Regions from separate parts of the Homo sapiens genome. Here region 2 is linked to region 1. The links are chromatin loops, found by intact Hi-C in ENCODE. Cell type or tissue: heart left ventricle. All regions are shown on one strand. Each heading gives the region's core, and the rest is flanking DNA. Links, peaks and the distances in the headings are about the cores only.

Region 1 (15,206 bases), core at 6,284-11,283:
TGATTTTTAAAAATTTCAAGTATGGAAAAGTACCAAATAACTTATATTCAGCAGTTCTGATAAGAACCTAGTATCTTATTTTTTATAAGCAGATTATTTTGTTAGAGAGTATTATAGTAACTCACTTTCCCCTTAGAAATTCTCCCTGCTTATAGATGTTAGCTAAGCTCCATTAGCACAAAAGGTTGCCTGTCTTTTTTCTCTGAAGATAAAAACATCCTGCTCATAGTTTTAAACTCTTTGACAAACAACAACAAAAGCCCTAAACTTCTCTGTGCAGTGGCATCCTGATGAAATCTAACTGGAAAACGATAAAGCGACAGAAATCCCAGGCTTTGAGATATTTTTAATTGCCAATTTTCCTCTTGCACTGAGGCATTAATCCTTGAAGAATAGAAAGTAGACTTGCCAATAACCCAGCAGAGAAGGGGCATGGGAGTAAGAGAAGGAAGGAAGCACATAATGGTGGGAGAACTCCCCCTCTCCCCCCAGAAGCCTCTGTTGAATCCACCCCTGTCCCCACCCTGCCTGCCCTCCTGGGCCTCCCCGCCTTGTAACTGGAAGCCAGCCGAGAGCAGCATTGGTATTCAAATTAGTCTGCCAATCTCTGCCTGGCACAGCTCTTGGTGGCCTGTCAGTACATGGCTGGAAGACAAGGTACCAGATCTTAGATCTGGGGAGATCCAGCCAGATTTCAAACCCACCCAGGATATGTGTCATCAGCCTATCCACGGGATGTCTTGAGGCGGAAAGTGTTTTCTTCTCCATCGTCTTTATTTTTATTAAAACAAAACAAACAAACAAAAAAACCCAAGAAGACAATGCATCTCCAACAGAGATTTAAAAAGACAGAGGAAGGGGGCTATGCAGAGTCAAGCGAGGCACTCAGCACTAAACATCGGTTTCCATGGGAACGAGAGCTGCTTTGTGGAGCTCCGGCAACTTCCCACTCGCTCTCCCCCATAGAACTGGGACCACAGTCTCTGGCATTGTATTTGTGTGGCCAACTTTTCTTTTTTCTCGTTCACTCCCCCTGCCTCTCCCCAGCAACAACCCCCATCGCCACACAAGCAAAAAGGAGAGGAGTGCTCAGAGGTCTGGCTGGATTCAATCACAAAGCATAAAAGGACCCAGCAACGGGGAGCCCCCACGCTGCCCGAAAGACCCTGCCATCCTTTCGTCTCTTGTCTCATTTTTCATCCCCTCTTCAAGCAGCTCATGAGGACTATTTCTTAACTCTTTACCTGCATAACACACAATCATTGTGTATCAGTTTTAAATTACATTTTCATATGCCTAAAATGCTCTGGGCACATGGGAATTTTTTTTTTTTTTTTTGACACAGTCTCCCTCTGTCGCCCAGGCTGGAGTGCAGTGGCCCGATCTCGGCTCACTGCAACCTCCGCTTTCTGGGTTCAAGCCATTCTCCTGTCTCAGCCTCTGGAGTAGCTAGAACTACAGGCGCATGCCACGACACCTGGCTATTTTTTTTTTTTTTAAAGTACAGATGGGGTTTCACCATATTGGTCAGGCTGGTCTTGAACTCCTGACCTCAGGTGATCCACCCACCTCAGACTCCCAAAGTGCTGGGATCAACAGGCGTGAGCCACCGTACCTGGCCAGATATTTTTTTTTAATAGTAATAACCTAAATAGAAAATAGTCAGTGTTGAGAGAAGCATGATTTTAAAGCAAACTTAGTAAATAGTCAAAATGTTGATGTATTCTGTTGGGGTGCATGTGCACGTGTATATACGCTAGAGGGAGGGTGACAGAGAGGAACTTTTAGAGGGTCATTCCTGCCTACCTTTGATGAGGGGGTGTAGTTCAGTGTTCAAACACTGTGAGGTCAGGTGAAAATCCGAAGTTCATCTTCTCTATTTAACTGAATACCTTTAATTTGGTGGTGTTTTTTTTCTAATTTATTTTTACTTTTAAATTTAAAAAGGGAAATATTTATGAATCTATTACTCAGAAGCTGCCCTGCAAAACATTTTAACACATAAATCCTCATCATTTTGCTAAGTGTTAGAACTTTTTTTTTAATGAAAGAAAAGGCATATTTTTTAACACTGTTCATAAATCACCACTAAAATATTTAGTACTACAAGTTTTTGAGGTTTCAAAGGCACTCCTTTCTTTAAAAGGTTTACAGAATGCTTCAAAGTCTACCCAGGCAAAAACTCCCTTGTCATTCACAGGCAAGCTTTCAGATTCAAAGACGTTTGCATTTTGTTTGTAAGTATTTATTTAGGAGATCTGCAATTCATTTTCTTTTGCAAGATGAAAATGTCAATTTTCATCATTTAAATTCAAACTTGTAAAAAAAAGTTCAGCCTATTTATGTGTAACTGAGCTGCAATCTTACCATTTTGAAAGGTTTCTTGGACTATACGGCATGAAAGGAGTTATTAAAGATTGAAAGCCATTTAGAGCTTTGGTGAATAAGAAATATGATTTGTCCATCAAAGCTAGAAATCATTTTTAAATCCATCTCTTCCCTCATTCACCTCCCTCATGAATATAATGCCTTTTTATCACAAAGATGTTAGGACATTGGCATCGGTGTTGATTCTTTGACATCCTCCCAACTCACCTGTTCTGTCCTCCCCCATAGAATTGTTCAAGATCCACTTAAAACATTATTTCTCAAAATGTGAAGCAGATGCAAACCCTGGGCTTGTTGCTTTACTTCCTGGGTCACTATTACATACTCTCCTCCCTTTCCTCCTCTCCCCCAACTCCCCTCCCTTCCCGTCCTTCCCAGAAAGAGGCATTGAGTCAGGATGCTCTGAAGACCAGAGCAGATCAGTAACTAGCAATAATTGATAGTAACTGGTAAAGGGCTTCTCCCACACCCACTGGAAATGAACCTTCATTTTCGCTATTCTTCAGTTCCAAATGTTTCCCACTGCCCTGTCAAAGACACAGACGGTGCGTTTTTCCCTGTAGAGCACCTCCCTTGACCCTGCTCCTGCAGACCTTGGTCTGTGCTTGTCCAGTGAGAGCCGCACCTCCGTGGGGATTCCATGCTAGTGTGGGAAGGCAGGTTAAGGGAGGGCTGCACACACGATGATTGTTGTTAAAAGCACCAGTGTGTTCCCTAGAGGATTTGAAGGGGGAGCAATGGAAGCGTGCCCCTCCTCCTTCTGTCTCCAGGAAGAAAGGCTTCCCCTGGCTTAGAGTGCTCTAGGGCGCTGGGTCCCCTCAGGGTCTTCCTTCTGTGTTCTATGTTCAACCTTCCATCCCCACACCCCAACCCCAGGCCCTGCCAGTTCCCAGCACTGGCCCTGTTCTCCCGGTTACAGGAAAGGCGTCCCAGTCCAGTCCCCAAGAGAGGGTTCTTGGACCTCCCACAAGAAAGAATTTGGGATGAGTCCATACAGGAAAGTGAAAGCAAGTTTATTAAGAAAGTAAAGGAAATAAAGACTGGCTACTCCATAAGCAGAGCAGCAGCATAGGCTGCTCAACTGATTATACTTCTTGACTATAGACTTCTTGATTATATGCTAAACAAGGGGTGGATTATTCATGAGTTTTCCAGGAAACGGCTGGGCAATTCCCAGAACTGAGGGTTCCTCCCCTTTTTAGGCCATATAGGGTAACTTCCTGACATTGCTATGGCATTTGTAAACTGTCATGGCGCTAGAGGGAGTGTCTTTTAGCATGCTAATGCATTATAATTAGTGTATAATGAGCAGTGAGGACGACCAGCTGTCACTTTTGTCACCATTTTGGTTTTGGTGGGTTTTAGCCAGCTTCTTTACCACATGCTGTTTTATCAGCAGGGTCTTTGTGACCTGTACCCTGTGCTGACCTCCTATCTCATCCTGTGACTAAGAATGCCTTAATCTCTTGGGAATGCAGCCCAGTAGGTGTCAGCCTGATTTTACCCAGCCCCCGTTCAAGATGGAGTCGCTCTGGTTCAATCACCTTTGACACCCCTGCCTTGAAACATGGGTAGGTCTCTTGAAGTCCCAAAAAGGTTTTCGCTGGGCTCCACTGCATCTTCTATTTACCTTCTCTAGTCACACATCATAAAAATCATCCCAGAGAAACATCGTTGCCACCAGGGAGTCTCACACTCTCAGGTCCTGGCATTGGAAGGCAGCTGGAGGTTAGCAGAGCCATCCTTCTTTCCTTCCCCTCAGGATAAAATCTTGAGTGGGTGGCCTGAAGTCACATTGCCTGCTCCCTCTCTTTTTCCCTCAGCCTCTGTGGCCTCACTCCCACTCCTACCAGTGCACAAAACCATGTTCCTGAAGGTCTTCATTCTGTTGCCCCCATTACACATCAGAAGCACTTTGCTTTTGTGTTTCCATGATGCTGACATTTTCTGTTGCTTCCCCTACCTCTTTCCCTGATCCTGTTTCCTTTCCTAAGTCCTCATCTCCTTCCTTCTTTCTTCTGTTTTTGCCCTCTGGCCTCACCTCTGCTCATTTAATTTCAACTCCAAGTCCGCATCAGTTAACAAACCTCATCTTTCCTTAAACCTCCTCAGCTTCCCTTCCATACATGCCAATTGCAGCTTCTCCAGGTGAGACATTCCTCACCCACACCTGCATTATTAAAAAGGCCTCCCAACAGGTGAATTCTAAATTCAAAAGTTCAATGGGTTCTAAACAGGAGGCTGACCTAAAGAATGCAAGAATATATGGTCTTTAAGAATAGGGACTATCTTACTCAACTTGAATTTTTAGTCATGCCCAGCACATCATAGAGCCACAAGAAACCCAGGGAAATCCTAGGTTTAGTGGACTCTAAAAGGCATACACGCATTCATTCAAAACTACTCGTCATGTCACTACTGACCAATAGAGACACAGTAGCAAAACACATCAAATGGAGTTTCTACAATTTTTGAAACTCCCAGTCGAATGGAGGCAAAGATATTAAACCAATAATCATTAAAGTAATGAATCATAATAAAATACAAGGTAAAAGCACAAGGTGCAGTGGAAATCGGTAACAGCTGTGGGGAGCACAAAAGCCACCCTTGAGGAGCCTGGGTGGGACCTGAAGAGTTCCGGGGGTGAGTGGGCTGGGTGGGCTATGGGAGCAGCCTTTTGGACGGGGGCTGGAAAGCACCTGGTGGACTAAGGTTTGGAAAACCCGCTGTGAGGCTGAGGGATGATGATAAAGTGAGGCTGTGGTGCAAGGGGAGAGGCCTCGGTCTTCCAGGGAAAGTCGGACTTCACCTAGAACAGAGGGACTCCATGAGACACAGTGCATGATGGTACCTTCCAAGCTCGTTCCTGTGGATTTGGGGTGGGCCACACCACTTCTCTATATTTGCTGCCACAACCTTAAAATCTTCACAATAAATGTAGCGAAACTTAGGGATGACTGGTTGGAATGCAAAGGGTTTGACTTTGTCTGGCTCTGTGTCGCCACCCAAATCTCATCTCGAACTGTAAGCAGGGGAGGGGTCTGGTGGGAGGTGATTGGGTCATGGAGGCGGACTTCCTCCTTGCTGTTCTCATGGTAGTAAGTTCTCATGAGACCCGATGGTTTAAAAGTGTGTGGCACTTTCCCCCGCACACTCTCTCTCCTGTCACCATGGAAAGAAGGTGCCTGCTTCCCCTTTGCCTCCCACCATTGTCAAGCTTCCTGAGGCCTCCCTAGCCATGCTTCTGTGCAGCCTGTGGAACTGTGAGCCAATCCAACCTCTTTTCTTCATAAATTACCCAGTCTCAGGTAGTTCTTTACGGCAGTATAAGAATAGACTGACACAGGCTTGAAATAAGAAAATATTTTACTTTCCCGTTCCACTAACAGGGCAAGTTAACATTGCTATCTAAGACGATCACAGAGGCCAGGCGAGAAGGGGACAACCTTGCACCTGAGCCCTGGGTGATGACGCACACAGAGTTCATGGTGACAAGTCCGTCTGTCTGTGAATTCGTTCAGATCTGACAGCGTCAGGCGTGTCATGGACAGGACAGCCCCAACCCCGTGAGAATCATTTCCTCTTGGGCCTTGGGGAAACAATCCTTTCAAGAAGCAGCTTCTTGAAGCTTGGAAAACATCTAATCAGTGCGGCAGTATGGCAGCAAGACTTCTTGAACAGGGGGCCCCCAGAGCTTTCTGACAATACATTCCGGAGATGCACCTGAGAACCCCTTTGAAAGACAGCACAATTTGACATCCACATTTTGTGACCATGACCTCAAAAACAGGTTCACTCTTACCATTAAAAAAAATGGGGAAAAAAAGCCCTGCTTTACACCTAACTCCTGCACCTACCACCCATAAGTTAATAAATAGAAGATGGCAATATTTTACTTTGACCCCTCACTGAAACAATCTGAGATTATTTTGTTTTTATCAACATCAAATGCACAGCTGCTGCAATCATGTATGACTCAAATATTAAAGGCAACTTTCACCAAATGGTCACACCAGCAAAAGCTTCCTCTACTTCTAATGTCCCTCTGTGGGTTGATTGGGTTGATTGTCCCACAGATAGGTTCTTCCTCATTTAATCAACCAGGATTAGCGTAAGGGTAGGCATTCACATTCATGCTTACTAAAAATAACGTGACAAAAAAGGCTTTGGGATAAGGCTAGCTTCCAGATTACCAAGTTAAATAAGCATGTACCATTACCTTAAATTTGCAAGTACTTTAATGTTTTAAGAATGTTTCCTATGTATTTATCTGGTTCACTAATCATTTATTCAGCTTGTCTGCATGGCCTGTATCCTGAGAAGTTTTGTGAAGTTCAGTGTTACTACGCCATCTTAATTTAATCAGGGTGATGTTTTCAAAGTTATCAACATGCAGATTTGTTAGAATATAGGTTTGGCCACTATCACAGAAACCATAAATGACAGTAGCTTAAATAAGTTGGAAGTTTATTTCTCTCTCATAAAATACTGAGATGAGAGGAACATCCAGCTGGAAGGGCAGCTCCCTCCTCCTGCCTTGTTGCTCTGTCTTCCGTAAGGTTGTGAAAGGAAAACAAATCTTGGGACCCCAAAATCACTAAGCTAAGGAGAAAAGTCAACCTGGGAACTGCTTAGGGCAAACCTGCCTCCCATTCCATTCAAAGTCATCCCTCTGCTCACTGAGATAAATGCATATCTGATTGCTTCCTTTGGAGAGGCTCATCAGACACTCAAAACAATGCATCCATTTGTCTCTTATCTACCTACGACCTGGAAGCCCCCTCCCTACTTCTAGTTGTCCTGCCTTTCCAGCCCAACCACCATACATCTTAACATATTGATGTCTCAGGTCTCCCTAAAATGTATAAAACCAAACTGTGCCCTGACCACCTTGGGGACATGTCACCAGGACCTCCTGAGGCTGTCACAGGCACACATCCTTAACTTTGGTGAAATAAACTTACTAAATTGACTGAGACCTCTCTCGGATATGTGGGGTTCATGACGTACCATGCTCTGCACCAATGCTGGCTCATCCCACATTGGTATCCTGGACAGCAGAAGGGAAGAGGAGGCACCACCTGGAAGCTCCACATATCCCTCTCTGTACACACCACTGGCCAGGACATAGACTTATGGCCAAAATGAGCTGCAAGGGAATCTTGGAAGCATGGGCTGGCTAGGCAGCAGCATGCCTATGTAGAAATTCTAACACGAGTGCAAGATAAGAAGTGTCAACAAAAAGAGTTAGACTCCATAAAATATTTGAAAGATTTACTCTGAGTCAAATATGAGTGGCCAATGGCCCGTGAAACAGCTCTCAGGAGATCCTGAGAACATGTGCCCAAGGTGGTCAGGCTATAACTTGGTTTTATACATTTCAGAGACACATAAGACCTCAATAAATACATAAGATATCAATCAATATATGTAAAATTTATATTTGTTTTGTCAGAAAAGATGGGAAAACTGAAAGCAGGGAGCATCCAGGTCATAGGTGGCAATTTTCTGATTGGCAATTGGTTGAAAGAGTTCATCTAAAGACCTGGAATCAATAGAAGGGAGTATCTGAGTTAAGATACGGGGTCCAGGAGATCTAGGTTTTATCACACAAATGAAGCCTCCCTGCAGCAGGCTTCAGAGAAAATAGATTTTAAATGTCTCTTATCAGACTTAAAGAGTCTGTTTGTCAGTCTTAAGGTTTCTGTTTTAATGTTAATGCTGGTCAGCTATGCCTGAATTCCAAAGAAAGGAAGGGATCATGAGGCATATCTTACCCCCACTTCCCACTGTGGCCTGAATTCATTTTTCAGATTAACTTTGGAATGCCCTTGGCCAAGGGGAGGGCCCATCAGTTGGCTGACATGCTTTGACTTTTATTTTTGGCTTGTAGAAGAATGGATTTAGGGGGTAAAACCAACAATCTGTATAATATTTTTTTCTTTGTAGCTTTACAGCTTTTTATAGTAAAATAAGATTCTGTAGCACAATAACTAAATATTGTTGAATTGTTCAATATTTTGAATATTGAGCTCATGAACCAAATACTGTTTGGAGAGGAAGCACTACTATTTTATCTCCTCCTTTAGCGCATCAAAAACCAGGACCAGAAGACCCGCATCCGTGCCCCTCTCTCCTAGAGTTCGGACATGGTCCCCCTTTCACTTAGGATGAGATCTGTGCTTCTACTACTTGTAAAAAATGACATGAGACAAGGAAAAGAAGTCTGCTACTTAGTTATGGTCTAGGATATACTGAAAACATCAAGAAGAAAATATAAGAGTAGAGAGTCAAAGGTAGAAATCTCTAGGCTATACCCTGAGAGAGCGGAGAACTTCAGATGGGTGAGGATAACACAGAAACCAGGGCCTCTCTTGCCACCACCCCCATATACCCTGATGTCCCCCTTGGGGCTCTGGGAAGAGGTTTTCTTTTTATTTTATTTTATTATTATTATACTTTAAGTTTTAGGGTACATGTGCACAATGTGCAGGTTAGTTACATATGTATACATGCGCCATGCTGGTGTGCTGCACCCATTAACTCGTCATTTAGCATTAGGTATATCTCCTAATGCTATCCCTTCCCCGTCCCCCCACCCCACAACAGTCCCCAGAGTGTGATGTTCCCCGGGAAGAGGTTTACTTTGAGGCTTCTGTGGACAAGACGACCTGCTATTGCAATATGATTTCAGAGAGAGGTCTTGAAGTCAAGCTCTCTGGGGCTATTAGTGCCTTTATGTTATGAGCACTAAGCTGGGAGTCAGAGGCTCTGCTATGCGGGCAGCCAAGGCTGGGCAGAAGGACCCACAGCAGCATCCGGGATGCATAGGCCACGCAGGGGCAGGAAGCAGCTGGGACACAGGAAGCCAGGCCGGGGCTGAGGAAACCAGCTCTGTCCAACCCAGAAGAGAGACCACCAGGGTGCATTTATATTTTTTAAAAATGTCATGGAAAGAAATGCAATTTGAATTTTGTCCCTGACTTTCTCCCACTAGTAAAAGAAAAAAAAAGGATTGTTAAGACAAACAAAGTCCTGTTCTGAATACCATAGTTGCATATAATACATTCCACAAGGTAAATCTGAACTCTTGCCAAAAGTTTGTGAAGAAAATACAGACAGCATTCCACCCCTCAGTTCCCAAGATCTTAAAATGAAACTATTTCCTTGCCTGACTAAGAACAAACAAACAAAAATCCAGAAGAAGACAAAAGAAAAAAATCTTGAGATGAGTGCAATTAAAAACAACGTAATTTTCACATGTCATCTGGTCCTGGAATCACAGTTACTAAGCACTTGAACACCCTTTAGGGTTTCATTCTGTAAAATTTCCTTACTTTCCAATGTATGCAAATTCCAATTCAAAGTATATAAAAACACCTCTTTTTATTTTTTTCTCAGCAGAAATCAAATCTTACAGATACGGGTCCCACTCTATCACTCTTGTTCCTCTTGTAACTTTATTCTCTCGACTTCTCTGTAAACAGCTTGTCTCAGGTCTCCAGAAAACAAAACCATCTTTCCTTTGATCCTGACATATCCACAAGTGAATAAGTTGATTTTCCTCCTTCTTCTCACAACCAGTCTTACTGAATAACTCATCTACTTTTCTTAAGCGCAACATTTAACTCAAACGACCACTCAGGCTCCCACGCCCTCTCAATACACATAGGCTAATCCCTGTCATATCGTCCTCATCACTCTGCGTAGAGTTCTTTCAAGATTTTCCTCAATGGTTTTCAACAAACAAATTCAACAGACCCTTTGAAGACATCCTCCTCCCTAAACTCAGTGGTATTGGATACAACAGGCCAATCCTCTTTCCTGGCATTCTCTGTCTTTGGCAGCCCTGACCTGTGTTCTGAGGTCTCCTCCTTTCTTTCCAGATGCCCCTTCTGTCTCCTTCAGGCAGAGGTTCTGCAAAGATCCATCTTTGATGCCTTCTTGTATCTCTGTATACCCTGTGGCTTCCATGATTTATCTGCTGTGTGTAGAAGAGTCTTTCCAAGTCCTGAAGTCCAGGGTATGTCCCCAGGAGGGACATTGTGGTATCACAGATAGGACCATATTCAGTATTACTACTTTTGCTGAATTGCTCCCCAAAAGATGCAACAATTAATGTTCTCAGCAGCAGTGTTTGAGGTGCCCTACGGCTCTGCCTATACCTAAGCTTGTCATGTCAGAGTTCCAGGTTTCAAATTACATCACACTATTACCTTAATCTGCATTAAATCAAAAGGTTGAACATCCTTTCATATATTATTGGCCATTTAGGTTATCTTTTTTTTAAATTGTGTTTATATAGTTTAATTTTTACTTGGTTTGTTTCGTTGAATTGTTGGATTTCATCATAAACTCTGGATGCTAATCCTGTGTGGATTCTAGGCATTCGCGAATATCTTCTTCCAATGTTCTTAGCCCTTTTAGTCATCTCATTGTAAAGAAGTTTTAATTTTCATAATCTTTTAAGGTTTGTCCTTAGTATATCATATTTAAGAGATCACTTTTTACTATAAGATCAGAAATATGTTCTCCTTATCTTCTGAAAGTTGTACTGTTTTCATTGATTTTGGTGTACAGAGGGAGGTACAGACATAATCTACCTTTCTAAAATATAGTAACCGATTTCCACGATGGTTAGTGAATTTATATCCTTTTCTCTACCAATTTTGTGTGCTGTTTTCTGAAATCTTGCAGTCTAATGCTGGGCTCTCCATTCTCTTCCATCCTTCTATGTTTCTATTCCTTCTACCAACATTACACTGTCCTATGCCTGTTGTTCATACTGGAGTTGTTCCTTGCAGAAACACATCTTCAGCTGGACTTTATCGGAGGGAGTCTTTTGTAACCTTGGATGAAGATATAAAACTATAGCTCTTTTGTGTTGAATTTTATCAGGTGCTCCAGGAGTATTACCAGCCTAGGATCACTTTTTAAATAATTATTTTGCCTTATGGGCTCCTGGACCACATAGGTAATATATATTTCAACCCTATAAGTAGTTCGAGGGCACTGTTATGCTTACAAAAACTTAGAGGAGATTATTTTATGTGCAGAACTTAAGACACATAAGTTCTGTAGTGGCCTCCCTCCCTTGTGGGTACATTTTTAATTGAAACTTTCTACTCTTGCTATAGCCACTTGAGGATACCAGCTTTAAGCTCATGGTCTTAGATCTGACTTCTACTTCATTCATAGTTTCTGGAACTTACTGCTTGATGAGCTCAATTCTGCAATTAAAATATTTTTTATATAATACATATTGTCCAGATTGTCTGGTGATGGATTACTGATGGAGAAATTTCAGATTATTTAATTTGAAATACTGCTGATGTAAAAGTTAAGTGACTTATGCTTAATCTTGAGGCACCCCTCTTCATCCTCATGTCTCTATCTGCCTGATTTGATAATTTCAGCAGAATGACCCGTAAGCACCTCAAAATCAGTTGAACTTCTCCTTCATTTTCCTTCCAAAATAAAGTTCTGTTAATAACATCACTATCTCCAACCATACAGGTTCACTTCAATCTCAGTGCATTTATTGTATGTAAATTATGTGTCAAAGAAAGTGGGAAAAGATCATTGAGCATCCCTTCCTTGCCTCCAAAGCCAATAAATTCCAAACTTAGGTTTAATTAACCTCTGAAATGTCCAATTCCACTGCTTCCTTTCCAGTCCCGTTGCTCATTGAGTCTCAGTGCTTCTCATCCCAACCCTTGGAAGAGCCTCCACTTCCAGATGCTTCTCTTCAAGCAACCTCTCACTCTGGCCACGACTCATCCAGAAGTAGCATTTGGATTCCACCCTTTGCCTCCCCAAATTATCAAACGTCTCTGTGGTTTGTGAAATAGAATTCCAGCTCTTCTACCCAGAGCTTAAATCCCGCCATGATCTGATCCCAATCTACCGTCTGAAGCTAATGCTCCTCTCCATACGGGATCAGCCTCTACACACAAAATAAATGTTCTCCCTCCATGTTACACTTGGGGAGCAATACAGAGAATGAGTTCTGGAGTAAGGCAGTTTGGGTTCAAATGCTGGCTTCATCACTGACACACGATTTGGACAAGACAATGATTCCATCTGAGCCTCATTAGGACGTATTTTCAAGATGTAGCAGATATAATTTGCTGAAGGATTGAGAAAGAGGACTCCAGGTGTATAGCCTGAGCTACAGGAAGGACGCAGTCAGCACTGAGGGCTGTGGAGGGCTGGGAAGAGGAGGCAAGATTAGGAGTTCAGTTTTGAACATGGGAAGTGGGGACATCTGTTGGCACACATCCTTCAAGACCCAGCTTGAACATTGTCTCCTCTGGGTAACTGTCCTTCATTCAGCTTTTTACGATAGTGCAATCTCTGCTTTCCTCCAGCCACTACCTTCTTCCTCACAGTAGAGCTGGTTTATCTGTCTCTATTCTCCTCCCAGACAACAATCTTGCTTGTAAGAGGATTCAGGTCTGATTCATCTCTCTTCCCCTCCCCAATATTTAAGAGACGATTTTACACACAGTAAAAGATCAAATATATTTTTGAAGGAAAGTGAACATGTATATATTTTACTTCATATCGTGAATATCATTAAGTACTTCAAACCAGTGAGAAAATTCATTCTCACAAACTTTAATCCGAACAACAGACACAGCCTCCTTACACAGCAGGCTCTGAAACAGCTCTTCTGAAGGAAACTCTTCTAAAGTTGCTTGGCATTTTCCATCATCTCCTGTAAGAATCTGTGATTACAGATCCTTAGCGCTAACTATTCATTAATAGGAACCTCTGGTTGCTCTTCAATTATGTAATAGAGACAACATGTTTGCCGAGCAAATAAAAATGAGAGTGAATTGCAAAAACAAAAATAAAATACAATATGGACAGGTTGCAGCTCAAGCTTCACATACACATATCTGCAGATGTCTAAGATTTGCAGCATATGTGATGGGGTCCAGGGGAAAATGGGCAGCCCATGCCGAAACCCTTCTGTCTGTCATTTCACTATTACTGTACCACATATATATTTCTGCACAAAAATTTATTATTACTACAAAATCTGGCATTCCTTGTGGAGAAATAGGAATGCTTTTATACTGTTGGTGGGAGTGTAAATTAGTTCAACCATTCTGGAATACAGTGTGGCGATTCCTCAAGGATCTAGAACTAGAATTACCATTTGACCCAGCCATTCCATTACTGGGTATATACCCAAAGGATTATAAATCATGCTACTATAAAGACACATGCACACGTATGTTTATTGCAGCACTATTCACAATAGCAAAGACTTGGAACCAACCCAAATGTCCATCAGTGATAGACTGGATTAAGAAAATGTGGCACATATACACCATGGAATACTATGCAGCCATAAAAAAGGATGAGTTCATGTCCTTTGCAGGGACATGGATGAAGCTGGAAACCATCGTTCTAAGCAAACTATCACAAGGACAGAAAATCAAACAGTGCATGTTCTCACTCATAGGTGGGAATTGAACAATGAGAACACATGGACACAGGGCGGGGAACATCACACCCTGGGGCCTGTCGTGGGGTGGGGGGAGCGGGGAGGGATAGCATTAGGAGAAATACCTAAGGTAAATGAGTTGATGGGTGCGGCAAACCAACAAGGCACAGGTACACCTATGTATCAAACCAGCACGTTGTGCACATGCACCCTAGAACTTAAAGTATAATAATAAAAAAAAGAACCAATTAAAAAAAAAATCTGACATTCCTTTATCAGCTCCTGCGAGTCTGTGGTATTGCCTGATATCCTCAGTAAAGAGAAAGAGAGTTTTAAACAAAGGATAATGACCACTTTATTACTGAGTGTCTAAGAGCCATGGTGGGTTAGACTGGGAAGATAGGCTCATGCTTGCTGTGTCTGACCCTGGATTTAAAGAGTACACCCCTGGCTCCTACCAGACTTAGGGGTTTTGTTCATTTTTGTCTGTCTGCTTGCTTAACTGATTGCTTGATTATTTAAAGTTTTTTGGAAAATAACAGAGTCAACTATAGTCCTGCTATAAATCGCAGCCACCTTTTGAATGCCCTGAGGAGATTCTGAAAAATACATGTGTCTCTGGGCCCTACCCCAGACCTACAGAATCCGAATCCCTGGAGGAGCCAGGCACCGTGTCAAGCCAGCTCCACAGGTGACTGGAGAGCCCCCGGGTAGGGTTCTGAGCCAAGGTGTTACGTAAGGCAGGCCCATATTCAAATCCTAGCTCTGCCACTTAATAGCTGGATGACCTACAACTAAGCCTCTTAGAATCAGTTTCTTCATCTGCACAATGAGGATTACAAAGCCTACCAGGGCTGGCCTGAAGATTAGAAATTATGAACATAAAGAGCCTGGTATTGTACTCGGCAGTCATTGCCCAGTATTGGTAGCTCCACATCAAGGTTTTCGTGACAGCTTTAGTTATCCATCATCTGCAAGTCTATTTTTAAAGGAGAGCCCTACGGGGCTTCCGCCTCCCTCTGGAGCTCATGTCATATGTCCCTCTGTCTTAGCCTACACTCTAGCCTACCCGGCCTGCTTTCTTTTGCTCAAGCAGAATAAATCCATTCCCACCTGAAGCCTTCTCAGCAGCTCTCCCCGTTCTTACTGTTGACTCCTTCTCCTTATTTTAGTCAGACTCACATGGCCACCGCAGCACTCTATTGCATTACAGACAGCTGGTGTCTCTTGCAGTTCTGATGGCCTACAACTTGCATTACCCTGACTTCTATCTTGACTGTTGACTTCTCCCCACTGGAATAGAAGCTCTACTAGTACTGGGCACTTGTCTGCCTCTTTCTGTGCTCCATTCCCAATACCT
Region 2 (14,794 bases), core at 9,795-14,794, 73 kb after region 1:
GCACACATGGTGCGTGCATCCAGAAGTGAGGCAGAGGAAGAAAATAATGACTCCAGAGGCACTTCCACACTTGCAGGAAGAAAACCAGAAGAAAGTGGCCCAATGGAAGCAGACAGAAGGGAGTGACTCAAGAATTCAAATGCTGCACAGTGTTTACTGCTGCCAAGAGGGAAATCCAGTAAGGATGGAGAAGCACTGTTTGCATTAGCAGGAAGGAGGCTGTACTAGCATCTTTCCAGAGATGAGTTTCAGTGGAACTGGGGAGATTGGCTGTGAGGGAGATGAAAACTTGACTGCAGTATGCCATGGAGTGGCGAGGGAGAGGGCCAAGGCATGTGTGCACCCTCCCCTCCTGTGATTTGCTGTGGATGGAAAGGGGCACAGGGCTGCAGGAGGGGGATTTGGGTCCTGGTATGGTTTCACTGTGTCCCCACCCAAATCTCATCTTAAATTGTGGTTCCCATAATCCCCATGCATCATGGGAGGGAGCTGGTGGGAGGTGATTGAATCATGGGGGCAGTTTCCCCCATGCTGTTCTCATGACAGTGAGTGAGTCTCACAAAATCTGATGGTTTTATAAGCATCTGACATTTCCCCTGCTGGCCCTTGACCATCCTGCAGCCCTGTGAAGAGGTGCCTTCCACCATTGTAAGTTCCTTGAGGCCTCCCCACCCATGGGGAACTGTGAGTCAATTAACCCTCTTTCCTTTATAAATTACTCAGTCTCGGGCAGTTTCTTACAGCAGCGTGAGAAGAGACTAATACAGGTCCGCAGCAGGGTTATGTTCTAAGATGGAAGAGACTTGAACAGCTTTAAATCCTGCAGAAAGAAATTGTGAAAATATGGGCAAGCAAAGACATAACAGTTAGATTGAGATCTCTGAGAAGGAGGTGGGGACCAGCCCTAGAGAAAGACCTCTCTTCGGTTGTTAGGAAGGGAGGGGGCATTTTGTCCCTAAAGTGGCAAGATTAGCTATTTCTCATGTCCTCTTTCCTCTGTGATAACTACTAAGAGTAAAGGAGGAGGGAATGTGAAGGGATGGAGGCTTAAGGGAGTGGAGAAAAGCAGAAGAAAGGGCAAATGGGTGAGCAGGCAGGGATGCATGATGAGATGAGATTTTGATCCGGGAAGCTCTGGGCCCAACCCGCTCTGCGGAGTATTTCACTAAAAGAGTTCTATTTCAGACACTTTTGTGTGAAGTTACTACATGTTCATCTTAAATTTTCTAAGATACTACTTCTGAATCCAAATTCCTTCCTTCTGTATCTCTGAATTACATGTTTGTTTTCATCTTATGGCAGAATATTTGGTTCTAGATGCAATTGAGGACCATGTGAGTCATGAAAGCTGCAAGCCTTCACACCACAACATGAAATGGTCACATTTGTGGATAGCGACTGTAGCAACAAGATAAAGTAGAAAAAATATTGTATTACACTGCGGCCGCACCCTTCTTACACACACATATAAAGTGCATTTTCTGAAAGGAGCTCACGTTTGAAAGTCAGACTCCAGTTCAAATCCAACACTAGTCGGGTAACACTGCACATGACATATGTATCTGATCATCAGCTTCCTACTCTGAAAATAGGGGAATAAGGCCAAGTGTAGTGGCTCATGCCTGTAATCCCAGCACTTTAGGAGGCCGAGGCGGGTGTATCACAAGGTCAAAAGATGGAGACCATCCTGGCCAACATGGTGAAACCCTATCACTACTAAAAATACAAAAAGTAGCTGGGCATGGTGGTGTACCCCTGTAATCCCAGCTACTTGGGAGGCTGGGGCAGAAGAATCACTTGAACCCAGGAGGTGGGGGTTGCAGGGAGCAGAAATCGCACCACTGCATTCCAGCCTGGCAATAGAGCGAGACTCTGTCTCAAAAAAAAAAAAGAAAAAAATACAGGAGAATAAGATCAAATTTTCAAAGTATCTATGAAAAGAAAATATAAAGTCTTGAACAATGATGAGTGTACAGTAATAGTGGACCCTCTAATTTATTTATAGTGCCATCACCATCATCCTTACTATCCTTGAAATCTAGACTTTAATGTTAATTGTATCAGTAATTAACCATGTGACTCTTAGGCAAGTGATGTAACCTCTTCGGATCTCTTTAATTTTTCCAACATAAATAGAGCAGGTTTGAGTAGAAAAACTCTAAGGATTTTCTGAAGTATAAAATTTGGTATTTATTTTCAATTAGAATTTTACAATATTGAATCAGCTATTACTAATTTTGGCACTTCCCCATCTTCCTAAACATAGAATTTTGGCTAGAAACCAATATAAATTTCTCTTCATTACCATTTTCCAAGTCTGTAATATGGTAACTTTATTTTAAACCTCTAGGTGAAATCCTGCTTTTTCTGTTTGTTTTGTTTTTAATATGCATTTCTGTGGCTTATAAAAGTAGAAAAAAAGTCCTGCAACAGACTAGTGTTCTCCTGAACACAGGCAAAACAAAAGGAAAAAGAATGTTTTCCAAAATCTGAAATATGAGATGTATGCTTTTATAGATTACTCTTGGGAAGTTAAGACGTTATCTTTAAACTGAAATACGCATTCCTAAGCATGAGGCAATTACGCATTTAAATCTACTTAACTGGTCATGAATGTTGGCAAATTGCTCAACATCAGAGATGATCCAAGTTCTCAGGATGATATATCTGCTGCTGGCAAACGTGGGAATCTGCCGGAAGCCATGACATCTTCGTTGTAAATTTCAACAAAATAAAAATACCTAAATGTGCCTATATTTGTTCTATTTTTATAAAAGCCCATGACATACTATTTGGGGAAAAACACAGTTGCAAAACCACATATTTAGAAAGATACACATACTCACATACCTGAACGCTCATGTAAGCACCCATACGCTCAACTTCATCCGAGAATATCAAGGTGAATTCACCCCAACTACTAATATTGCTACATGTGAAATATGGAAAGGGAAAGGGGTGGGTATTTGAGGGAACTGTCTCTACATGTTTTATACTGCACACATTTGCATATTAAAAGGTTTTATTTTATCATTTTAAATAAGTAAAGCCTAATTGACAAATCCATATAAGCAATCTTGTTCCAACTTAAAAGTGATTTATTAAAAGATTATATAAAAAGAAAAAGCAGTTGATGACATATTTTATAATGTTAAAAGCCATCCCCATTAGGATTCCAAAGCTGGCCTAGTTCTATCAAAATTTAGTCCACAGTTTATGAAATTACTACATGTGAGATGCTTTGCTAAAGACCTACATGCCTGAAAGCCTTTCATCCTTACACAAACTACATCTGTGAGATGAGAATTATTGGCCTCATTTTCATATGAAGAAACTGAAACCCAGGGAGATTAAGTGTTCTTGCCAAAGTCTCATCATTAGAAAAGAGTAGACTTAAGATTTGAACCATGATCTTACCCATCACACCCTATAACCTGTCTGCCTCCCTCACACTTTGCATTTTAGAAAAAAAAAAACTTGGTATACATTGGCAAAATTTCATGAAGTGTTGAAAGCTCTAAGAATAAAACGATATTGCTGTGATCAATTCTCCTACAGAGAAGTTAAATGCTGATTAGCCACTTACTCTAACACGTTACCACAAATTGTTGCTTTATGCCAACAAGCATTTTATGGACCTAAACTTTGCCAAAAGCAATCACTGCAGACAGCAAGATGGATGTAGAAGATGGAAAGAATCATTGAGTCTTCATCTCCATAAAGCTAGCAGAGGAGCCAAAGTGAGTTAACCATTTGATGGGCTGACGTGTGTACATCAGTTCCAATCGTTTAGACTGCAACCCTACCCCCTGAGATAGGAACCATAAGCTTTTACTTTATATATACTCTACAAGCCCCCACAAAATGATGCCTTCAATCCTTCAATAATATGTGTTGTTCAAGGTTCAGTCTGAATGAATGAATACTCTTTGGATGCAGTCGCCAGAAAATCCAACCCAATGTTGTTTAAACACGTATGTATGTAAGTTAAAAGCTCGGGGTATGACTTGAGCCAGAGGCTTAAATACACCAAGACTCACTTTCTCTTCCTTTTGCTCTTGGCTCCATTTCCTCTCTGGGAACCTTTCTCAGACAGTAGGTCTTGGATTTGTTGTTGTTGTTGTTTGTTTGTTTTTATTTTTGTTGTTATTTTTTTGACAGGGTCTTGCTCTCCCACCCAGGCTGGAGTGCAGTGACGCCATCATGGCTTACTGCAGCCTCGACCTCCTGAGCTCAAGTGATCCTCCCACCTCAGGCTCCAGAGTAGCTGGGGCTACATGCATGTGCCATCACGCCTAGATAATTTTATTTTTGTAAAGATGGAGCCTCATGATGTTGCCCAGGATGGTCTCAAACTTCCAGATTCAAGCAGTCCTCCCACCTCAGCCTTCCAAAGTGCTGGGATTACAGGTTTGAACCACCATGCCCGCCCAGACAGTAGGCCTTTTGTAGAGACAAGTATGTGTCTACAGTTTCTTACACCTATCCAAGTTCGAGTCCAGAGATCACTGGAACCAAAGTCTGGAGATTCACTGTGATTGCATCAGTTTAGATTACATGCCTTCCCCAAGCCAGTTATTATGGGAAAACGTGCTGTGTGCTCAGCTCAAGCCTGGTCACATGTGCCCCTTCTGGAACCACGGTCAGAGCCAACTGAGATCGCATGGAGGGGTTGTTGAGAGGGGTTCACTTTCACATGAATGTGAGGATCTGTTACTGAAGAATGGTGGAAGACACACCTGAAGGCAGACAATGTATTCCCCACCTGCCCCAGGCATGGAAGCGTTGCCTGCTGAGTCTGTGATATGCCTTGAAAGATCTCCCAAGCATCAGGTGACATCTGGTTCTCAGTCCAGCCATCGCCTCACAGTGGCACTTGCAACAGGCCACTCCCCACCAGGACCACACCACTAATGCTGGTTCAAAATGGTTTCTCTACTTCTTCTCAGACTGTCCCATAGACCAACCTGGGGACACCTGGTTTCCTGCCCCAGGCTCTGTGTCCCAGCAGCTGTGGCAGGGTGACCTATCTGACCATGGCTGTGGTAGGAGACCCTCATTGCTTCCCAGAACTGATTTCTTTCTGTAGTGGATAAGAGGATGGTAACTATTGGCCAGGCGCAGTGGCTCACACCTGCAAACCCAGCACTTTGGGAGGCAGAGGCAGGTGGATCGTTTGAGGTCAGGAGTTTGAGACCAGCTTGGCCAACATGGTAAAACCTCATCTCTACTAAAAATACAAAAATTAGCCAGGTGTGGTGGCGGGTGCCTATAATCCCAGCTACTTGGGAGCATGAGGAACAAGAATCGCTTGAACCTGGGAGGCAGAGGTTGCAGTGAGCTGAGATCACGCCACTGGACTCCAGACTAGGTGACATAGGGACTCCATCTCAAAAAAGAAAAGAGGACGGTAACTATTTAACCTCACCTCTCCAGGTAGAGAGAGAAATTGGGGGAGGGGAGGGCAGGGCATAGAGGCAGGAAGGAGGGAAAGGAAGAATTAGGTTAACTCAACCCCTTTCCATGGGCAGATATCCCCTCTCCATGACCAGATGTCTGTTTCCTTCAGGGGAGAAGAGAACCAACTTAAAAACTGGATGTAAATTAGTGGACCATCAAAAAAGAAATTCTATCCTGGAAAAAAAAAGCTCTAATTAATTTTATTTTCTTCAATTCTCCAAAGGTGAACAAGTTATAGGTGACAATAAAAAGGCTCATGATGGAGAAGTCCAATCTGTCGGCTTCTCATTGCCAATTTCTATTCTCTGACCTAAAGGGATAAACGTAGTTGGGTGTGGTGACTCTCATCTGTGACCCCAGCACTTTGGGAGGCCAAGGCAGGCAGATTGCTTGAGCCCAGGAATTCGAGACCAACCTGGGAAATATGGTAAAACCCTGTTTCCACAAAAAATACAGAAAATCAGCCAGGCGTGGTGGCACACACCTGTATTCCCAGCTACCCGGGAGGCTGAGGTGGGAGGATCACCTGAGCCCAGGAGGTTGAGGCTGTAGTGAACTGTGATTGCGCCACTGCATTCCAGCCTGGGTGACAAAACCAGACCTTGTCGCAAAAAAATTAATTAATTTTTAAACTAATCTTTAATCAAAAAAATTAACTAATTAAAAATAAAGTGAGAAATGTCAGTTTTCTTCTCCACCTATCATTTGCTAAAACTTTCAGAGTTTGTTGTCTTCAAAATTTCAAGCTGTCCTGGCCTAAAGATGAGTCCCTTTAAAATCTAAAGAGGAAAAACATCTACTTCCACCCTATGAAATGCTACCTGTAGACTACACTGGAGAAATTTTCCTTTGTTTTATTATTAATAATTTTTATACAAATATAAACATGAAATGACTTTTTTGTCAAATAGTTATTTTCACTGAAAAGAAATGGAAAGCAAATACTTCAAACAAAACATGTGATACTTTTTTTTTTTTTAGAAGACTAAGTAAACTATAGAAGCCCCTCAGGCCCTGCAGGTTTCCAAATTTAATGGCTAAATACATCTAGAGTCATATACATATGGCTAAAAATATCTAGGTATTGTGCATGTACGTGTAAACCTTGAAGTGTCGTTCATATCAGAAATAGTGTAACAATAAAAAGATGAATGCCAAAATATCATCCTCAGAATTACTCATCTATAAGTAGGTTCGATGTGAAACTAAATAATTTTGTTTTCTCATAAAGGAAATCCCAAAGAGGAAAATAGCAGAAGACAGAGATTATGCAAAGGAACTATCTACGTTGTTTCTCTCTGAAACAGAAATGCTTTCTTTGGTCATTTTTAACAGAATTGGTACTTTGTGCAAGTATTCAGATATCAGAATTAACCAGATTTGCCAAGGCTCCAATATCATATTTTGCTTTGAAGACCAGTTCTGGGTGAGGTGTTCTTGCACCCACTCATTTCCTAAAAGACATTTTTTTTCCATTTCACTCCCGTCATTTTTAACTGAATAAATTCCTGTTTCAACTGTGACGCTTCTCATTGCTCTTAGTGTGGCGCTGAGCCCCTCCCGTGGCCTCCCTGCTCTGGGGGTCTGGCCCACACCTCCGGTGCCTCCTCCAGACCCCTCCCCAGCTCCTCACCCAGGCCCCTGCCCCTCTCGCTCACAGCCAGCCATCGCCTGGAAAGGAAACCGGGGGGTGTGTTTTTTAGAATAAATTTGTATTAAGAGCCCTATGACTTTTTTTTTAGAATTGGAACCAATTTTAATTTGTCTTACTGTTCACATGTTCCACTGAAGCGATCGCAGCTCTCTCGCCTGGTCTCAGTATTTGTAAACGTAACAGCAAAGGCATATGGGGTTGAGTAAAACCACGTAGCTGCCCCCGTGTTCCCGCCTGGGAGTTCTGTCTGGAGACTTCGTCTGGGTATTCACAGCAGCGTAGGTGGCAGGTAGTTACAGCTCAAAGGTGTTGGAGCCTTTGTTGCCTCAGACCGTCCTGCTGATCCCGTCAGGAGCCCTGTCTGTTTCTACCGTGTTTAACCAAAGTCTAAAGCGCCCACGAGGCCGAGGCCCCTGTCCTGAAGGCGCCCCCGGTGGAAGCTGCACGTCGTCTTTCGGTCTGAGGGTCCCAGACTTCCCATGAGAGAGGACAGGCAGAGGCGCGGCTCTCGGGGGCCCACCCAGATTCAGACGGGAAAGAAGAGGGGCTGGAAGGAGGTAACTTCCCCGCAAAAAACGCACGCCGGTCCCCTCACACCAGGAGGAATGGCAGGAAGGTGCTGAGAGTTGGCAAGTTTCAATTTTCCAAAGCAGCTATTTCAATAATTCTGTTGATGGCGATTGAGAGTCCTCAGTTCTTGTCTCCTTCGTTTAAAAACATTTAAAACCAGAGAGACACAGCAGTAGAGAAAGGGTAGGAGGCAGCTTATTGCAAGGGAGAAAGGACACTGATAGCTAAGTGTAAAAGGGAAAGGACCCCGAATAAGTCGGAGCGGCGGATTGAGAGGTGAGACAGCAAACAGGGGAGGCTCCCTTCACGGGGGTCCTCCGGGATTCTTCATAAGCAGGTGGGAAGCAGCATGGCTGGTGAACATGTTCTGGGTGATCCTCTGGCTGCACAGGCACAGCAGCTGCCCCGGCTTGTTCATAAGTTGCATGTCTCATTAGCATCTTTTGATTGTCTTTTTTTTTTTTTTTTTTTTTTTTTTTTTGAGACAGTCTCACTCCTGAGACTCCCAGGCCGGAGTGCAATGGCGCTATCTCGGTTCACTGCAACCTCCGCCTCCTGGGTTCCAGTGATTCTCCTACCTCAGCCTCCTGAACAGCTGAGGTTGCAGGCACCGGCCACCATGCTCGGCTAATTTTTGTATTTTCAGTAGAGACGGGGTTTCACCATGTTGGTCAGGCTGGTCTCGAACTCCTGACCTTAAGTGATCCACCCACCTCGGCCTCCCAAAGTGCTGGGATTACAGGCATAAGCCAAGGCACTCGGCCATCTCATTAGCATCTTAAATCTCCACACAGGAGTGTGTTTTTTACTATTCTAATGAGCAAAGGGTCAGCCTGAGGACAGGTAAAATTAAAAGGAGCCCACTCCCTACAGGGGAAATTCCTTATTGGAGGTAGCTGTGCTTGAATGAGCTGGGCTACAACGCAAGGCTGCAGCTAATGGTGTTGACGGTGTGGTCGCCCAGGTGGCTGGACCCGAGGACATAGTTACTTCCTTGACTACCTATGGAGAGGAGAGCACAGGGACTCCTGACCCAGAGCAGCCTCAGGGACACGGGAAAGCAGCTCAGGAAGGCATCGCTCTCCCCAGCAGGAGGCAGGCAGAAGCAGCCCACACCCCACAGCCACGGTGAGAGGAGAAAGCCAGCCAACCTGTCATCCAGGACTCCAGGGAAGAGCCAGGGCAGACTCTGGCTGCCACGCAGGGAATGTATGTCCCCTCCGCTCCCTGGATGTGTGAAGAGGAAAAGAGAGTTCCCTGCAACACAGGAAATCAGAACCTCCAAGTGCCTGTTCTCTGCTTTGAGGTCTCTCCACACAGAATGAGCACAGCATATCACAGCCGATCAAGACCCAACCATCTCCGGTGCACCAGAATTTAAGGCTAAAACAGGATTGAGGCCAGGCGTGGTGGTTCACGCCTGTAATCCCCAGCACTTTGGGAGGCAGAGGGAGTGGATCACTTGAGGTCAGGAGTTCGAGACCAGCCTGGCCAACATGGTGAAACCCCATCTCTACTAAAAATACAAAAATTAGCGGGGCGAGGGCACCTGTAGTCACAGCTACTTGGGAGGCTGAGGCATGAGAATTGCTTGAACCCCAGAGGCAGAGGTTGCAGTGATGCAGTGAGCCAAGATCATGCCACTGCACTCCAGCCTGGGCGATAGAGCTAAAATTCAGTCTAAAAAAAAAAAAAAAAAAAAAAAAAAAAAAAAAAAAAAAAAGAAAGAAAAAACAGGATTGAGAAGCTCCATCCTATGGTAAAAACTAGGACTGAAGAAACAAATCTGGCCCAGCAGTCTGATTGATGAATGGATGAATGAATTGTAGTTCAGCTTGGGAGACTCAGTAGTTAACATATGTCAGCATTTATTGGTGAGAAGGAAATTATGGGGACAGGATGTAAGATGGAATCAGAAAGAAGAATTTAGTGTGAAACAGGAACTTAAACAGTGCCAATAAATCAAAGAAATAAACTAGGAAGAAACACCACAAAAAGTTCAAGCAACCCCATTAATAGGGAATGAAATACTAGAAGCCAGAATAACTGAGTTATCCCAGAGAGGAAATCACATGTAAGGATGAATTTACAGAACCGTCCTGAGTGATAGAGTGAAAGATACAATGAAGCTTCAAATAGGTGGAAAATACAGAGATACAACAAATATTCGCAACAGGACGGTGATTGTCAAAGCAAACCGTGCCTCACCTTATCAGACATTCCTGCTCCTCATTGATTCTCTCAGGTAATAGGCAGTCAGACTGCTGTTATTTAAACAAAATGGAAATCAGTTCACCAGGAAACCATACTTTCAGGGCTACAGAATAATGTCCTATCAGTGACTTCACTGGGAAGCCACAATAAGTCCATGTAAAAATGGAAAGAGGGGCCAGGCACAGTGGTTCATGCCTGTAATCCCAGCACTTTGGGATGCCAAGGCGGACAGATCACTTGAAGTCAGGAGTTTGAGACCAGCCTGGCCAACACGGTGAAACCCCGTCTCTATTAAAAATACAAAAAATTAGCCAGGTGTGGTGGTGGCTGCCTGTAATTCCAGCTGAGGCAGGAGAATCACTTGAACCTGGGAGGCAGAGGTTGCAGTGAGCTGAAATCATGCCACCTCACTCCAGCCAGGGCGACAGAGCATGACTCTGTCTCAAAAAAATACAGAAAGAGGCCAGGCGCAATAGCTCATGCCTGTAATCCCAGCACTTTGGGAGGACGAGACAAGAGGATCACTTGAACCTGGGAGTTTGAGACCAGCCTGGGCAACATAGTGAGACCCCATCTCTACAAAAAATTTCAAAATTAGCTGTGTGTGACAGTGGCTGCCTGTATTATCCCTGTACTGGGGAGGCTGAGGTGGGAGGATTGCTTGAGCCCAGGAGGTCGTGGCTGCAATAAGCTGTGATTGTGCCACTGCACTCTAGCCTGGGCAACAGAGTGAGACTTTGTAAAAAAAAAAAAAAAAAAAAAAAAAAAAGGAAGAAAAAGAAAAAAGAAAAAAATAGAATGAGAAACAGAAGCAGGTAGTGAGGAAACCCGCTTACCAGGGGCTGTTTGCTTGAGTCCCGGGGAAAGACCTCGGCTGAAGGAAAAAGAGCTGCAGGGGCCTGCCCCAGCGCTTCCTGGAGGGGAATTGCACGTGTGGCACAAAAGCACACTGCTTAGACTGTGCCCCGGGCAGCCACTCGTGCCCATGAGGAAAGAAGGCGTGGAGGTGGCTTCCTGCTCTGGAAATGCACTGGCTGTGTACCGCCCACTAGCTCCATACTAGCAGCTACTGAGCACCTGAACCCCGGCTATTTGAATTGAGATGTGCTGTGTGTGTAAAACACACACTGGAACTCGAAAATATTTCAGTGACACTTTATATTGATTAAAAATTTAAATGATAATGTTTTGGATCTATGGAGTTAAGAAATATATATTATTAAAATTAATTTCGCCTATTTTCTTTTGCTTTTTTAATGTGGTTAGTACAAAACTTTAAATTTATGTCTCTCGTTATATTCCTGTTGGACAATGCTGGTCCAGAACAGAATTTCACAGGTGAGTAAGGCCATTGTCCCTGCCTTTTGGGGAACACTTGCTGGCACAACAAAGCAGCCGCTCTGGGCCGTAGGAGTGGCCTTCTCCCAAGGCTCTGGAGGCAGCCCCTCTCCTGATGTCAAAGCGAGAGGGGGAGGGCGTCCTGGATGCCGGCACTGTGACTGCAGGTGGCCAGACAACAGCAGCACAGTGGGACAGTGGCCCTGCACCTGCAGGGTGGCAGAGGCAAACCCCTGCCCCAGGACCAGGAGGATTTAGATCACCCAGCCATGTGACTCTCAGGGAAACCCAAAATTGGGGAAGGAGCCTGAGCCACAAAACTGCTCTGCCATTGCTGTGACCGCAACACTCTTCTATCTCCCCATGAGTGTGGAGTGGACGAATGACAGTTATTCAAAAAATCATACATCCTCAGCCGGGCATAGTGGCTCATGCCTGTAATCCCAGCACTTTGGGAGGCCAAGGCGGGTGGATTGCCTGAGCTCAGGAATTTGAGACCAGCCTGGGCAATACGATGAAACCCCGTTTCTACCAAAAATACAAAAAACTTAGGCAGGTGTGGCGGCATGCACCTATAATCCCAGCTACTCGGGAGGCTGAGGCAGGAGAATCGCTTAAACCCTGGAGGCAGAGGTTGCAAGTGAGCGGAGATCGCGCCACTGCACTCCAGCCTGGGTGACAGAGTGAGACTCCATCTGGAAAATAAATAAATAAATAAATAAATAAATAAATAAATAGTCCTCATTTGGTGACCTAGTCAGAGAAAAACAGTGAATCCTGAAAACCTGGCCGGAACAACAGAAATTTACTGTCTCAGCTCTGGAAGCTCAAAGTCCAAGATCAAGGTGTCTGCAGGGTTGGTTCCTTCTGAGGCTGCGAGGGAGCATCGGTTCTGGTTCTCTTCCCTATCATCTAAATTTTCTCTGTTTTTTACAAGGACACCAGTCACACTGGATTAAGCACACACACACACATACCACCCCCACCCCACCCCGACTCCCCGCCACATCATTCATTAGGACTTCATTGTAACCTGATTCCCTCTGCAAAGGCCCTGTCTCCAAATACAGTCACATTCTGACCACATTCTGGGGTCTCCGGACTCCAACATATCACTTGTGGGGACATAATTTAATTCCTATGAAGGCAGAAACACAGTAGTCTATTTGAAATCACTCAACTGTAGGCATCTTTAACACTTCTGCATCTCAACCCATAAAACTCAGATGTAAAGAATTGTAATTTTTCAAAAGAATGTTTCTGTATTAGTCAGGGTTCTGTTAGGGGACAGAACTAATAGGAAATACATATATATGAAATATATATATAAAATATAGATATATTTATGTAGAACCATCACAGTTTTTACAACTTAATATCAGCTAAAGTTTTTACAGCTTAGACAAATCAATGAACCCTCAACTGTCTTCCCATGTGGCGTCCTGATTTCAAGGGCTCGCATAGTGCAAAGAGCTTTTATTTCTGGGTTGGGTGGGGAGCTAGATTTTTATCTTTAATGTTTTCTATCCAAAGGGCCATCTTCTGTGCCATCGATTGTCCCATGTGAACTTCAGTCATTGATCCACCGGAGTCTCCACTGAGCCCTCTTCATTGTCATCTTCCTGCCCCTGAGGGCCGAAGGCTCCCTCTGCTTCCTCGGACTCCCTAAGCACCAGGTTCGTGCCTGGTTTCTGTGCCACGCTGGGGACATGCTTCCCGGCAATGCCTCCTCCCTCCTCCATCCCCTCCATCCAGAGTGTCCACTCCATCCCCTCTCCAGAGTGTTGCTCCTTCTATGGAATCAGATGCAGGGCCGGTGGCAGGTCGGGGGAGAGGGATATTCTGTTGCTCCCACACTCCTCACACTTCCCTGAGCCTCTCTCTGGACCCTCCCAACATCATGGCTTTCTTCACTTCAGCTGCATCTCACAAGTTCAGTCCACAAAAATCTCAGCTGAAGAAGGGAAGCCATTTCTGACTCAGGGCGTTTCCCCCGTGTAACTTTTCCACACTTGAAGGGCCTTTGCCAAGTGTCTAGACTTCTGGAACACATAAGCCAGGAGAATGCAAGATTGCCATGTGGCCTACAGCATCTTGGAATGAGACTGGAAGTGTGGGATGCCCATCTGCTTGGCCAGGACGTGGGGGTGTCGAAGAGAAAGAGGAGCTGTGCAAACCAGCAGGAGGAAGAGCCCATTTATGCGCCTCGCCTTGATAAAACAGACTAAACGAGAGACAAATATGCATTCTTTTTGTTAAAAATTGATCTCGATGGTATAAGAAACTATTTAAGTTCATTATACAAGTGTGCCTAAAACTGGTATAGATTTTATTATTAATTCAGTGAAACTTCATTAATTCGAACTTTAAGAAAAAACAATTTCATAGCTCTTAGATAACAAAATAATCCTGACATAGTTTAAAAAGTATTCACTAGCAGAATTTCATATAGGCTCTGCTACCTGAATGGATGCTGCGTGAGTACTTCAAAACCTTTCCTTTCCTTGGCGTTTAACCATTCCCCAGGTAAGCTTGGCTTATCCACTGAGCAAGTCCTCTTATTACAGATTGTACAAAGATGAACTTGGTTCTGACGGTGTTGGATTTAATACATATTCCAAATTATCAATGATCCAATGATCAAATGATTGAATCCAGTTGTGTCTGCTAGTCTAATTGCTTTACTCTCTATTCAATTACTGATTTCTGGAAGTGGTAGAATCGTCACCAATTTTGAAGTTGTTTCAGTTATGCCACATGCGGCCAATATATTCTCACAAGGCAGAAATTTCTCTCTATACCAGAAATGAAGATTTTACAGAGTGGTGAGTAGGCTTCAGATCTTTCAGCACCAAGGGGTTTGCCTAATAAGAGTGCTTAGCCAACCAAAGGGAAGATGATTGCAGAGTGATGAAATATTCAAGACGACAAAACAGCTACACACAGAAAGCAATAGCATTTGCCAGATAAGGGGATCCTTTCTCCAGGCTTAGTCAAGATAGTTCCATCTCTGGGAGGCAGCGCCCCAGCCTGGGAGCAGATAAACCGTGGTCCAGAACACCTCCCTGGGGGCCTCCTGCCCTCACTTGCTGCTCTGGGGAGTGCCGGCTTCCCATTAAGATCCCAGTGATCTTTGAAGTGCCGCATCGTTTAGGCTTCCTGTATAACTAAATGAGGTTTCCGCTCCCTGTAGCCCTGGTCATGTTCTGTGCAGAGCAGATACTGGGCGCTGGCTCAGGGAGGAACACGGCCATAAATCATTCAGTGTCAGAGCCTTTTCAAGTCAAATCCCTCAGCTCTCAAGCCCATCACTCACAGAAGGTTCTGGGAGCGTCAATTATGGAAATGCCTTCCAGTTAAGATTAGAGGTACATTTGGTTATTCATTTACTTTCCATTCCCAAATTGCAGTAACTATTTCAGGAATGATTTTTGCAGTATCCTGTTTGGTACAATTTTCTAATATGAAGAGAATTCTAAAAATAAACATAAGCTATATATGCAGATTTTTGTGGTTTTTGACCCACGAATGCATCAGTTGAAAACAATTCTTAATACT

The links. Hi-C counts contacts between places; a loop is a spot of excess contacts. Peaks named below come from ENCODE experiments on the same cell type or tissue, not always from the same donor. Only the 100,000 strongest peaks of a DNase experiment are listed, where the experiment ranks them.
Region 2: it touches region 1 in a loop (2.8-fold over the local background); 3 of 110 quality-filtered maps call a loop at or near these places.

What each region holds. Positions count from the first base shown.
Region 1 is chr6:163,929,596-163,944,801 of GRCh38, reverse strand. The region is part of intron 4 of LOC105378102 (a long non-coding RNA gene); the gene reads right to left. Among named protein-coding and RNA genes, the nearest start is that of QKI, 520 kb to the right of the region's middle. RefSeq lists enhancers at 1-244, 1,142-1,795, 3,380-4,071. In heart left ventricle, for the core only: no CTCF peak of the experiment used is centred there; a DNase peak (open chromatin) is centred at 9,221.
Region 2 is chr6:163,860,361-163,875,154 of GRCh38, reverse strand. No RefSeq gene overlaps it. Among named protein-coding and RNA genes, the nearest start is that of QKI, 450 kb to the right of the region's middle. RefSeq lists an enhancer at 8,839-9,339. In heart left ventricle, for the core only: no CTCF peak of the experiment used is centred there; no DNase peak of the experiment used is centred there; H3K4me3 peaks cover 420 bases.